2 separate regions of the Homo sapiens genome follow, and region 1 is linked to region 2. The links are chromatin contacts, found by Hi-C or POLR2A ChIA-PET in ENCODE. All regions are on one chromosome and are shown on one strand. The core of a region is the stretch at or near the end of the contact, and the rest is flanking DNA. Distances in the headings are between cores, read along the strand shown.

What was found. Hi-C counts contacts between places; a loop is a spot of excess contacts on that map. ChIA-PET counts read pairs that join two places held with the same protein, here RNA polymerase II (POLR2A). Pooled maps may share reads with other maps.
Region 1: a loop to region 2 is called in a map of gastrocnemius medialis, with 2.3 times the contacts of the local background. The contact joins two enhancer-like sites. A Hi-C loop is called at or near these places in 1 of 168 maps with a recorded cell type or tissue (gastrocnemius medialis), 2 of 37 single-sample maps with no recorded cell type and 7 of 50 pooled maps. POLR2A ChIA-PET finds 5 or more read pairs at or near these places in 3 of 52 experiments (Panc1, activated CD4-positive, alpha-beta T cell and naive thymus-derived CD4-positive, alpha-beta T cell).

Annotation. Positions count from the first base shown.
Region 1 is chr6:16,847,361-16,854,080 of GRCh38, forward strand. No RefSeq gene overlaps it. Among named protein-coding and RNA genes, the nearest start is that of ATXN1, 89 kb to the left of the region's middle. Within about 2 kb of position 2,666, at least 7 of the 41 ENCODE cell types and tissues checked have a DNase peak (open chromatin) inside an H3K27ac peak, as active enhancers do; they include gastrocnemius medialis, where a contact is called at or near this core.
Region 2 is chr6:16,798,046-16,805,340 of GRCh38, forward strand. No RefSeq gene overlaps it. Among named protein-coding and RNA genes, the nearest start is that of ATXN1, 40 kb to the left of the region's middle. RefSeq lists an enhancer at 5,253-5,547 and a silencer at 5,293-5,587. Within about 2 kb of position 5,471, at least 9 of the 41 ENCODE cell types and tissues checked have a DNase peak (open chromatin) inside an H3K27ac peak, as active enhancers do; they include gastrocnemius medialis, where a contact is called at or near this core.

The DNA.
Region 1 (6,720 bases), core at 1,416-3,915, 47 kb after region 2:
TTTTGGCATAACAGATACAGTTTGCAGGGAGATTTAAATATGATTGTGGCTCATAACTGTCAACAAATAACACAAAGCCTTATACCCTTCATCAGAAAATCTGAATTTCAGGTGTAAAAGTTTATCGAGGAGCTGCTCCATCTGCCAGGATTGCCTTGCAAAATATGGACAGACATCTAGTTTCTTTGTCCCTGTGTTTTGGAATTTCCAGGAAGCTGGCTTTCCACATTTAATTGGGAAATGAGAAGGGCGTTGGCGGCAGCATTGCCTGATGGGAAGCATCATGGTAGCTTGGTGGGAGGGGCTTTGTTCTCCTTCCAAACCATCCCAAATGAATGAATAAGCAGCGTGCTTGCTATGCCAGTGCAGCATGGAAGTCTCCTACCCACCTTCAGCAGGTTGCCTTTCATTAGCTCCCCGCTACAAAGACATTTTGTGGTGAAAGTAAAGGCTGACTTGGTGAAGTTATTGGCAAATGTCCTGAACCTCGACCTCCACCTAGAATTTCCCACTCACATACAGTAATAGAACAAGCCGGAATGAGTACTGAGCTATGTATTTGCATGAGGCTAAGTCTAATTTTAAATTGTGAATCCATTTGAGCTGTGCAGCTCACTTGAGGAAGGATGGAGGATTGAGCAATGCATATGTAGAGACTCACTAAAATTTGTTATGTAAATGAATCACCCATACGTACAAGCACTGTGCAACTGTGGTGAACTCGGCACTCACCATCCCTATCCTCAAGGGTCTCTTGGGCTAGCGAGGGACAAGAACAATGGCAATTCCAAAGCATTCTTTGACAGAAAAACAACAACAACAATAACAACAAAACTAACACACGATGCTATAGTATCAGGCCAGAGGGACAGCCAACTCAGGTGTGCAGAAACTGGGAAGATTTCAAGGGAGAAGTTGCATGGAAGTCAGATCCTGAAGGATGTGTAGACATTAGTTATGGGTAGAGAGGAGGGAGGAATACTCTAGGCAGATGAAAGCCCATGCTTAGCGATCTGTTTTGAGGTAAGAAAGGTGAGCAAGACATGGTCACAAAGGGCCTTGCAAAGTCGTGTTTTGAAATTTGGGCTTTATCCTATGAGCAGTGCTTAACCCATTGAAGGGTTTAAGCAGATCAGTGATATGATCAGAATCAGATCTGGGTTTTTTAAAAAAATCATTCTTTGTTTGAAGCTTATTTCATCAGGATCCTCTCTACCTAACATTTTGCAAATGATGATGACTATACCTGAGTGCATTATTGTCTTTTTTACAATATGGGAGTATAACATTAGCATTATTATATAAATGCATGCCACCTTATTTTAAATGACCATGATGCCGATAAAATAATAAAAATAACCACAATAAAATTTGTTGAGTGTTTACTGAATGCCAGGAACTGTGCTAAGCTTCTTATAAATTTTCAAATCTAACCCCTTTGAAATAAATCATGTTACTGCCCACTTTGTAGATAAGGGAATAGTAGATAAGAAGCTGTAAGTAACTTGCTTAGGTCATATGGGAAACATGGATCAAAATTGCAGCGCTGGTGGTCAGACAGCAGAGACTACGCTGCTCCCCACTCTCTAGACTACAGTTCCGCTCCCTCCTCTCCACCCCCTCCAAAAGAAAAAGGTGAATGATCACATCAAAAATAGTCCATGAAATTAGCTGGGAAGTAATTTTCACCAGAATGATTGATCCAAATATGCTGGGTGGACATCATGACCCCGTTGGTATGTGTGTAGAAACTGGGTACCAGCTTAGTCCCTTGCTGAAAGGCTGTTTGTCATACTCTGGTGCAATGGTTTAAGGAACTTCAAATTTAACTAATTAGCAAGAAATAACGATAATAAAAACACTCAGACTTAGGGACATTGGAATCTCTTCATCTTAATGAAAAGAATCTTGTGGAAAAGGAACAAAAACTATTAAGAAGAGTGACAAGATTAGCCTGTATTGAGGATGAAAAAGTGTGAATCACAGGTTAAAATAACAAGTTTCCTAATACCATTGGATTGTGGATAGGATCTGGGCAATTTGGCCTGTGGTGATCTCACCTATGTAACGATATTACAAGCATAAAGAAGATGTCATCCTCACTAAGCAACTCAAGTTGCTTCTCCAGGATGTACTTCCTTCCTTAATTATGTTTTACTAGTGCACGCCCCTATTTGGGCAATCACATGTCACCTCTTAATCTCATCGGTGATGCTTGCGTTAGAGGAAGATAACAATTGCACTCTCATTAATTGCCTGCTTATCTGGGCTGACATTTCCAAACCCACACAGGGAGCCCATAACTTTCTGTTCAAGAATATTTTAGTCCAACTAAATGAGCATTTCACTGTTGACATACTAAATAAAAGGGTTGACTCACTCGTTACCCTGGAACCAAGGCTGTATTCTTAGAGGGTGTCACCTTACAGAGCCCTGGTGTCCTTAAAAAGAATCTGCCTGTTCCTGAACTCTCATGAAATTCTATATTCCAGCCTTCCGAATCCCAGAAGCCGGCTAACTGGTAAAAATTGAGAATGAGATGCTGGCGTGTGGAGAATACTAGGCATGATAGGCTAAAGAAAGGAAAGCCCTTCTTCGGCAATCGCTGGATTTAACGTCTTATTCAGGGACCAGACTTGAGCTGGAAGGAGGGGAAGATAAAGTTTGGTTTTCCTGTGACTGACTGGCTGTGCCCACAGAAACAGAGGCCTCCTCCCGCAGCCCCAGCAGTTGCGGTCAGGGAACCTCGTGCTGTGTTAGTGGCTGTGCTACTCTTTGTACAACAGCCCTGTCTCTCCAGCTCTGGCTGGAGCACAGGCCGCAAATAAATTGCTAACATTTAAGTGCATCTGTTGCAAAGAGAGAAGCACAGAGGACACTGGGGAAATTTCGAACCAAATTTCAGGACTGAGCTCATAAAAGCATGCACCATCTGTGGAATTTTGTTCATATGCATCACTATAATGGGAGGGGGGCAATAGAGAAGGGAAAAAAGAGACAGATAAAGGATTGAGTGGTAACTGGATTTCAAACTGAAGTGTCTCTTCTCAGGTCGGTTCTCAGGTGGCATTTGGGCCAGGCAGGATCCTATCTTTCCTTACACTGAAGGGTCTGGCCGTGGGGATCTAATTGCATGAATCAGCAACCACAAATTCCTTCTGCCCCTGTGTCTAAACACAATTTCCCCCTGCCCTCCACCCTCCATCTGCCCCCCACCCTCCATAATTTACTGATCCTGTACAAAGATTTAAGTAAGACTTTCCATCTTTCTTCCTGCTGCTTTGCTACTGCCCCAGGCTGAGCTGAGTCTAACTCTTTTCCTCCCATCATCCGTGTGGCAAAAAAAAAAAAAAAAAAAAACTAAACGCAAAAACAAAACAAAAACAAAACCCTGATCATTTTCTGATAAGCACTTTACATTTCTATAGCGCAGGAAAAGGGAAGTTCCTTCAGAATCCCTTTATAGATGATCGCTCTCATTGTCTAACAAGCTTTTCATTGTTTGTAATTTTCATTTCCCTCCACAGTTCAGGGCACTTTGGAAAAAAACTCTATTCAGCACTTTTCCACTCATAATTCACGAGAAAAGAGTCATGCAGTATAATAAGGATAATTAGCTCTGACTGAAAATAATAAGCTTGGCACCAGAGAGCCCCCCCATGCACACAGTATCCATTTATCGTTTTGTGTACCCTCTGTCAAGGCTAATCACTACTCCTGTAATTACTAACCTGTTGAAAGGACAAAGGAAAATGCAATGCTGTACTTAAATAAATAACACTGCTTCTTCCCATATCATCTCAATAAAACTCTTTTAGAACAGACTCTTTCCTTACAATTTTAGAGTTTAAAACTGCTGTTGTTTGTCCTCAAAAATATGATTTGCTATTGTAAGAATGATTTTCACTGTGTATGCATGGAAGAGGGGTTGCATTGCTTTAATTTAGATTCTTGTAAGATAAAGATAGCTGGGAGTGATGATCTCATGTTTAATAAGGCTCAACATTTATGTCGCGTGCTTCCTTTTCATTAATTTGTTAACCTTGGCGCAGTGTGGGAACAAGCACCATGTGAATGACCATATGCTTCCCCTGTTATTGTATCTTAATCCAGACCAGCAGACACTTGTAGTTTCCCTCCTAGGAGAGATGCTGCTGGTCATGCCAAACCTAAGTGGAGAAAGATGTAGACTAATAAAGTCCTCTCTCTTTTCTAGGAGTGATGCACCCTGGGAAGGATTAAAACACAGGTTCCGATTGTCATCCTTTTCATTCCTCATTTATCTGCCTGTCCCGCCTGATCCTACTAATGATTTTTTCTCTTCTGTACACGCTCTGAACCTTGTCTGCTAGGAAACAATTCATGTTCTTTTGGACTATGCATAAAGAGGGTTGTGGATGTTGGTGTTTCAAGATAGTGAAGTCTGTTGTCTCAGCCCACCCTCTCTCTAAACAGAATTCTCAGTCCTCAGAAATAACCTTCTTTCAGGTTTACACAGAAAGAAGTATCCACATCAGACACACAAAGTTAGCTTGCATTCATTTCTGGGATCCAAATGGTTCATCTCTTATCAAAAGACGAAAATGAGAAATGTTGTTAAAGAGATTGCTGAGTCATTGTTATGAATCTGTAAAGAGTTACAGAGAACAAGGAAGGTTCAAAAACTGGGGTGTCATTCTGATTTCCAGAAAGGAAGTGAAAGTGAATTCTGGCCAAGATGCTAGAATGGATTATTTAAGAGAAGCAGCAATGATCACTAGGAGCTAGCACTGGTTCACTAAGAACAAATCATGTCAAACACAACTCATTTCTTTCATCGACAATATAACCAGGCTTATAGATAAGGAAATAAGCTAGATTTTTGACCTTTGTTTTCCGTCTATATTTGAAGCTTCATTAAGAATCTCACAAAATCATAATATTCTTGTGGAGGAACTGGCAGATTATTAGTGGAATATTAGTAATAACCATTATTATTAGTTATTACCCTCAAGCCAGAAAAACTGGAGGTGTTCAGGGAGAAGAAAACAGGGCAATAAGGAATTAGATACTATATCCATGAGAAACAACAGGGAAAAAGAGACTTTTTAGGGGGGACAGAAAAGAAAAAGTGTCCTGGGTGATTGGACTTCCGTATGGAACTGTGAGTAGCACTTGGACCACAATGGCAAAAAGTGACAGGGACCTGGATTCCAGCTCAACCATCAGAGCTATCCAAAGATGGAATGAGTTGCCTCTGAAGGTTCAGTGAGTGCTCCATTACTGTAAAATCACAAAGGGCTACTTTACAACAGAGTAGAATTTCATAGTTTACAAAATCTTCACGTAACTCCTTGTCTTAAATCTTTTCCAGGCAAGCTGAAACCTGAGGCTCTATCTGAAGCTCAATGAGTTTTAGGAGAACTGGTCTAGTCTAGGGCTCCTGGATACGGATCAAAAAAGGAACTGAACATTGCATTTTGGATGAAGGCCGTCTTGGGAAGTTCCAAAGTAATCTGAAAAAGATCTTATTGGAAACGGAGATAGAGGAACAGCAAGGACCTCGCCAGAAACAATGTTAGTCGCTAATGCTGAGTGATGCTACTGCTCATGGGATGGAGGAGTGGCCACTGTCTACTGCAACCTTTGGAGAGAGGGAGGCAGCCTTCTGAAAGTCTACACTAGACTTCCCTTGTCAACAGCAGGCAGAGAGCTCTTTAAGACACTGAGCCAGTTCCAAAATTATCACATTTTATCCTCATAACTACCCCTCTGGGTGAATAGGAAAAGCACTTGTGTCTCCATTTTTCAGAAGAAGAACCTGGAACCCAGAGAGTTGGTGTAAAATTTTCCAAGCCACACAGCAAACATAAGGCAGAGCCATACGTACAACAGCGTAGGTCTTCTGCCTCACTGCAGGCTTCATCGCACCAAGGTCAATATGAGAACATAGGGAGCAGATAGATACGTTAACACAGACAAATGGATCTTGCCACCCTGGCATGCTCTGTATTCTTTTCCTCCTGCCCTGATTTCTATAATTTGTTTGACTGCAGAAAACTGCAACATCTTCTGGGTCTCCCCATTGATCTACTTGTACCTATCTGATATATTTTTGAGGTAGAGTTCATAATGCTACCAATTCTTTTTATTTGAATCTGTCTCAAAATCATAGTGTATAGACGTTCATTTGCTCCTGCTTATAATTACAGACTAAAAGATATTATTCAAGCCTCTAAGGAGTTGGACGTTTGCAGCCACTCAGACAATTTATAACTGTCAGTCTAAAGTAAGATGGTGAGTTCTTCATTAGTCTGGAGTCAGATCCCAAAGTGGAGGGTGGGCCCAAGTGGTTAGGACTATTTTAGCTTACCAAGATACCTGGGCATTATTGTAATTATTTTGGGAGGAAAACATCCCTTTACTATATTTATGTCTTTAAAAGAAAACAGTTTTGGCTGGGCATGGTGGCTCATGCCTGTAATCCCAGCACTTTGAAAGACCGAGGCAGGAGGATCACCTGAAGTCGGGAGTTTGAGACCAGCCTGACCAACATGGGGAAACCTCGTCTCTACTAAAAATACAAAATTAGCCGGGTGTGGGGGCAGATGCCTGTAATCCCAGCTATTTGGGAGGTTGAGGCAGGAGAATCACTTGAACCCGGGAGGCGGAGGTTGCAGTGAGCCAAGATCACGCCATTGCACTCCAGCCTAGGCAACAAGAGTGAAGTTCCATCTCAAA
Region 2 (7,295 bases), core at 4,221-6,720:
CCCTAAAGCCTCAGTGGCCTAGGTTTGGGACAAAGGGGCATGATGACTAGAGATTTCAAGACCCAGGACAAATGGCCAAGGTCACATGCTCCAAGAGTGGGTAGCAGCACGTCATCCCTCAAAGGCCAGACTGAACAAGCTGCATCTTCGTGGTCATCAGTGTGCAGAGAAGCCCAGTTCTCCCATGCTCCAAAAGAGCTCAATCAATGGTGCAGAGGGCCCTTCTCTCTTCTGTCATGAAAATATGGTATGCCTTCCACATGACAGAGTGTTTACCTGTAGAGACTGTCAGTCCACACTGATAGGGAATTAAAATTGTAATTTGCAATGTTTAAACTGCAAGCAACTTAATTGAAAGAGACTGAGATATTGTTATCTGAAAAGTCTAGGTTGTTCCTATTGCCCAGTGGGGTGGGACAGGTGCTTATGAGGCCACTTCCAAGGGGGTGAAGATGCTTCCTTTGCTTGCACACCTTTGCTCCCCTATGCCACTTCTAACAACATCTGCTACCATCAATGTCTTCTTTTTTAATGTCACTACCTTCCTTGTGACATTCCCATCATCAGGGAAGAAAGCACTCTACTGGCAGAGTTCTTCCACTGTCTCAATTACATGTGCACTGGCAGGTCTGAGCCTCTTTTTTTTTTTTTTTTTTTTTTTTTGAGACGGAGTCTCACTCTGTCGCCTAGGCTGGAGTGCAGTGGTGTGATCTCAGCTCACTGCAACCTCTGCCTCCCGGGTTCAAGCAATTCTCCTGCCTCAGCCTCCCCAGTAGCTGGGATTACAGGTGCGTGTCACCATGCCTGGCTAACTTTTTGTATTTTCAGTAGAGACGGGGTTTCACCATGCTGGCCAGGCTGGTCTCGAGCTCCTGACCTCGTGATCTGCCCACCTCAGCCTCCCAAAGTGCTGGGATTACAAGTGTGAGCCACCGCGCCCGGCCTGAGCCTCATTTTTTAATTTGTAAAATGAAAGACTAGTATTTGAAAAATCTCTAACATTTTTTCTAGATCTTGTCATTTATGGCTCTATGAAATGTCCTTATCCTCCAGCACTGCTTTGCCAAGTTTTCATTGTAGCAAATTAAAATAAAAGAATATCAACCAGGATTCATCTTAGAGGGGGCAAAAAAATCTTTATTTAATAAATGTTATTAATGACATCCATGAGTCATTTGGTTGAAAAAAGTAGGCCCCAATCCAGTCTAAAGGAAGAATGCAGAATAAAAAATATGATGAATTTATGTGTTTAATTAAACGAATGAGATTGGATTTATTTTCCTTTCTTTTCTGTTTTTTCCTTTTCTTTTTCTTTTTTTGTTTGCTGCCCTCTCCCCCCAAAAGAGAAGACGAAGAGAGGCAGCAAAGGTAGGATGAGTGAGCAATGAGATGGGGCAGCCAAAGGATTTTTCAAAGCAGCTATGCCTAATGTGCCATTTTTAGATGTGCACATTACTAGGCTGTACGTTTATATCCCCAGCACCTGCAGTAATCACTGCATCTCAGAAAGCCTTTGTGCAAGTGATTTTTGGTGGAAACTAAGAAAAGAGGCAGGGTTTCAGTAAAGGGAATAAATGAATGGGGAAAGAAGCAGGGACAGAGCCTGGTGAGGAAGGCGCTGGATTTTCCAGAGGACCTGGAGTGGGGATTCAGGCCAGTGTTACCTAGGTCTTAACGGCAGGGAGAGCCCAGCCCACATCTGGTTTACATATCCTTTTCCCCTTTATCATCTTCTCTACAAAACCTTTGCTGAGCCTTTCCAAATGGTGATCCACCCACGGCACCACATTTTAATAATTTCTTGTAAGACATTTACCCTATTCTGCCCTGATTTATAGTTATCTGTACATCTGCCTTACACAGTATACTAGATCGTGCACTCTTTAGGGACTCTGGCCTTACAGTGCCAATGATAGTAAATGCTCAATGGTAATTTATTGAATGGAATTTCTTTCTCAGCCATCGTCCTCTATTCTCCTAGAGGCTTTTAGTTGGGATGAGTCACACTGTTGACACATAGCAAATATTAACAATGACAATGAATGTGAACACCAGGGGTATTTCATATTTGCAAAAAAATAATATCTGGAGTGCTTGCAAGTAGGAAATCATATATATGTGCTTGGGGTGGGATGGGGAAGGCAGGCTTCACCACTAGTTATTTTACTGCTTTCTCAACTGACAAAGATCCACATGGAATATACTTTCATCCCCTATATAAAATTAATTGTACAGCTGATCCAGAGAAAACTGTATGAACAAATTTAACCTCATGACTTCCACTATTTTATAATAAAAGGCTTAAAGCATAATGTGAGCTTTTTTTAGATGTAAAGTTCCGTGTGAGTAGTGTGTTGTTAATTTCATATTAATGCAGGGTGCCAGCAGAACTCAGCACAGAATCTAAAGAAGGAAATCATGTTCCTGCAGCTCTGATATCTGGTGAGCAGGGTTTGGCTAATTTTTTACTTTCTCTTAGATGAACTGAACATCCTTCCCACAATGATGCAGCACAGACCTTTGCAACACGTTTATCTCCCCAGTTCCCCCTGCTAACAATCAAGAAACAAAAGAGAGACAATTATTTGCTAAAACATAGCTGCGTTACCAGCAAATGTGCAGACTCTACTGAGCATTAATTGATATTTGTACTCCATTACCTACTTCTCTTTGAGAAGGAGACCTCACAAAGTTGACATGTTTTTCCTATTTGTATGCATTGGATATAGCTTCCGACCTTACCTTATGCATATTCCTGGGAGTTAGATGTGAGATATTATTTTTGTACACCTCAGTGAAAATTGGACAACACTGTATCATCTGCCCATAATGAGCTTCCTCGCAGAGAAGACGAAAATCGAATCACAATCTTTTCCTCGAACATGCTTCAGGTGTTGTCCTATTTCTTTGGAAGTCTTCATGAAATCTATATCCCAGAAATTAAACTAGAGTCATTTTCTCCCTGACCACAGAGTTTTATCTGAATTGAAACCTTCCCCTAAAGTTGGTGTGATGTTCCTTTCTGAGTCCTGCTCTTGCACAATCACTACGGTGTCTGATGACACATTTTTTCTTCCATTTCTGTCTTATCATATTCCTTTTACTACCACTTAATGTGGTTCTTTAAATAGGTTATGTGTAGGACTGGGAGGGAGGAGAGGAGTGGAGAGGTGTAGTCACAGAGCAGGCCACACTACCAGGCCACCAGAAGGGGCTCCAGCAGGCTATGTGCAAACCTCCAGCCTTGTCGTCTTTTCTCAAAATTTTGAAAAACTTCAGGACAGAAGAAAAACAGAAGCTGAGCAATTTCCAGCAGCAGGTGGGTGGTCCCTTTAGCAGGGAGAGAATGGGTGTCCAGTGTGACACCCTCCGGTGTCCCATGACTTGTCTGGGGGTCCAAAGGTCCTCCCTTCCTTCCCCTTCTTCCTCTCCTCTTTGTATTCACTATTCTTGTGGCTAATCCAGTAAAAGCTAAAATAGCTGTTCTAAATAGATGCATTTGGAAGCCTTCATTGGGGAAAGGAGGAAGATCTGGCATCACCATGAGCTGCATGAAGAGGCTTCCCCTCTGTTTGCTTTTATATATTCCCTGAGGGCTGCCTAGCTCTTCTTGTGACAGTATCATATGCATCCACATGTTTAATAAGTTAATGAATATTAGTTAACAATGAAAAATGACTTCATGAAGCCTGCAACATTTTACTTGGCCTGCAAATGAAAACAGAAGCCATTTTGAACCCTTTTGGGGAAAAATATGGATGCTTTCACCCAACCACAGTAGCTTTCTCCATCCCATCTTGAAAGCTGCCTGCAAAACCCTGTCCCAGTCATTCTGACAGCTTTCCAGGTTAGGAGACTAAGAGACACACAGTCTCCTAACTGTCTTTTACAGTGGATTCTTCTGTCTGTAATAAGCTACTTGGTTTCTCAGTACCTGGCTTTATTCCTACATCCTTTCTCAGCTCAGGGCTAGGTCCTCCCTTCACCTATCGTCCCACCAAAGGAGTTTGGGCCTCTCTCTCTCTCTCTCTCTTTTTTATTTTTTTTGGCCTAGTGGCCCTAAAGTCTTGAGCACAGAAACCTTCATTCTGATTTTAAAATTAAAACCTGCTGCCAGTGTGAGGCATGTGTGAGTGATCCTGCTGATACAAAATTGCTGGCTCTATTGTAGCCTCTATTTTTACATCTGTCAGCCAGAAAGCCACAAGGAGCTGGATGAAGAAAGGGACGATGGTTTGCCAAAGATGATGTAAGGACCCAGACTGGCTCATATTGTGCATACAGCCAGCAACTGTTGAGTGTTGAACACGTGTTCTAATTCTACCATCTTTCCTGTCTTCCTTCTCATTTCCCCCATACAACTTGTCCACCCAACAAGTTAGGGAAAGTCAGGAGCCAGCAACACTGAGCCTATATTGCATGGAAGAGATTCCACGCACTTCAGAATGGGTAAAATATGTGCTCATCGTTCCCTATTTTAAAACCCTTATAGCACATTTTTGCCAACATTTACCAATGTGCTACCAACTGTGAATTTGTGCAAAGAATCATGCATAGCATTTCAAGGTGATAATCCCATATGTAACATTTTGCTAGGTCTCTTTCAGGGAAGTTTTCATGGCCCTCAATGGATTGTACTCCACAAACCAAGGTCTGAAGAAGACTAGAATGCTGGGTGAAACTGAAAGTGGTGGGTTTCATAGAAAATCATGGGAAAATATCTTTACAGACTCAAAAAATCCAAATAAACAAGAGAAGCACTCTGAATAGCAGGTCAGATGTTCTATGCAGATAGTTTTAAATGGAACTTCAGATAAATACTGAATGTTCCATTTTAGATTCACGTACAGGAGTTAAAGTAAAATTTTCTCTTCCTTCATATTGATAATGGCCCAAGCTGATCCAACACAGACAAATTAACATGTTGTAAATATCCTGAAGGAAAAGTTGATAAATCAGCTCCTGTTCTTTTCACTTTAGGGAGAGTTTTATCAGATGATAAATAGTGGAAATGTATCTATTCTGAACTCAGAATCACTGCTTTGCAAAAAAGTCATTTTTAAGCTAGTTTACAAGTTCAAATCATTTCAAAGCTGGCTTCCTTTTTTAGTGGGCAGTCATTGAAGTAGGGGAAAAGGGGATGATCTGGAGACTTTACTGAAAGTGGTTGCGGTAAAGTAATTCCCAACACTTCTGCCTGGCTGCCTTCTTGTCTCCCTTCCCCACACCCTATAGACATCCATGTTGGTTTTAAAAGCCACATAACTCAGAGAAAAAAATTAGCTGGGTGGAAGGTAGGCTTAGCCAAGACTCCACGTGGCAGCCAAGGTACAGGCCTCAGGAGGCCGCTGATCTGTCATTCAGCTCCGAGAATTCCTGCTCCTCCCCGCTTTGCCCTGGAAAGAGCGCTCTTGGGCTGCTGCTGAGAGCTCAGCCTGAAACCTCGCGTTCAGGTTCATTACTACTTCAGCAGTTTGCAGCAGGGAGACAGGGCAGAATCCTGCTCTGATTGGCTGTCGTCCTCTGACTTAACAGCGGCCCAGCAAATCACTAGCCTGTACTCCAAGAGCATAAAGATGAATTGTAACAGCCAAGGCCCTGGGGGAGAAAAAAAGAGCAACCACCACCAAAACAAAACCGTGCACGCAGCCTCTGGAGGGACCCCGGAGAGCCCGCTCTCCTCTGCAGGAAGCCCTTCTGGGCAGGCCCGTTTGCACCCCAACGCCTGGGCACTCCGCTGAGTTCATACCATTTTCAAAGTAGGTCATTCAAAGTCATCTCAGCAGAGGAGGGAGAAGCTGTGAGCAACTGTCATCAGAGCCTGGGAGGAGGCCCAGACCTTGCACTGGAGGGTGGGGAACATAAGGCTGGGGCCGCTGGGGCAGGAGGCGGCTACTGAGATGCTCGCTCGCCTTTCTCAAACAGCGACAGAGGCTTAAGCAGATCCACTCCCTTTGCTGTTCACAATCGGTCAGGGACTAACTGTTCCAGGCAAACCTCTAGCAGGACTTAAATGATAACCTGAATGAAAATTCACTCTAAGGAGGATGATGTCATCTTTATTCAGCTCTTTGTTCTACGTGTTCAGAAAATTCATTGTTATTTATGAAGCACGTGGGGTTTTTCTAAGAAGGCATGCTGCTACCCCCTGAGGAGAAGGCAAGTAAAAATACATGGATGTATGCAAAATTTTCCTAACTAATGTAGCAGGGAAAATACATACAAAACAAATGCATGTATCATTAGAAATATATACCTCGTACATGAAACACATAAAACTCACACAGTGTCATTCACTCTCACACTGATCAAAAAGGAAACCCCACTTTCTTGATCCGTGACATGCATAGACACATGTCAAATGAGTGCTTGCAAAATATACATTGTCTTTAAACATGACCTACCTTCAGGTATCATTAAGAAGTTACCTTTGCTGTGCTATTTCCTTCATCCTGTAATACCCTCCCTTTCCTCTTCTGGCAAAACCTACCCACCTTTCAAAACTCCTTTTAAATCCTTCCTCTTTAGGAAACATTCTCTGTCTCCTGATTCTCAGTGATTATTTCTCTCCAGCCAGAACCCCTGCAGCAATAAAAGTAGCCAATACCACACACCTAGGTATAGCTTTCATACCATGCGGTTGCTCTCTAATTGTTTATTGCACCATAACTCCTAGAAAGCAGGGGCAGTGTCTCATACTTCAATTGTACATCCCACATATTTAGCACCAACCTATTGCTTTAAGGACAACGGAGAAATGAAGGGGAGGAGGAAGGGAGAAAACTAACATTTATCGAATGCCTAGTAGAAACTAGCTACTGCACCAAGATTACTACGGATTTCTTTTTCATTTAAAACTCATAATGGCCCTAGTGTGGAAGATTTGCTTTCCACCATTTTAAAGATCAGGAAACAGAGGCTTAGAACAGTTACGTAACTTACCCCAAACCAAACAGCCAGTAAGGAGAGGAACCAAGATTCAAACACGGCTGTCTGACTCTCAGCTTTTTCTCCTACCCTCTGATCCTCAAGCTTGGCTGATCAGCTTTAAAAATAATCAGCTTCAGATTCCTAGGGCCCACCCCTGAACATTTTTATTTGCATTTCTAAGCCCAGGAGAGCAGGAAGTATGTATTATATTAACGGCAACGTTCCCAGCAATGCCTTCTATATAGTAGCAGTCAGCAGGTACTTGCTAAATGGCTAAGTCATTCCATCTATCTAGAGCAGTAGCTCTCAGGCCTGTCCATAAGTTAAAATCACCTGGACCGCTGATTAAGCAATGACTCTCTCTA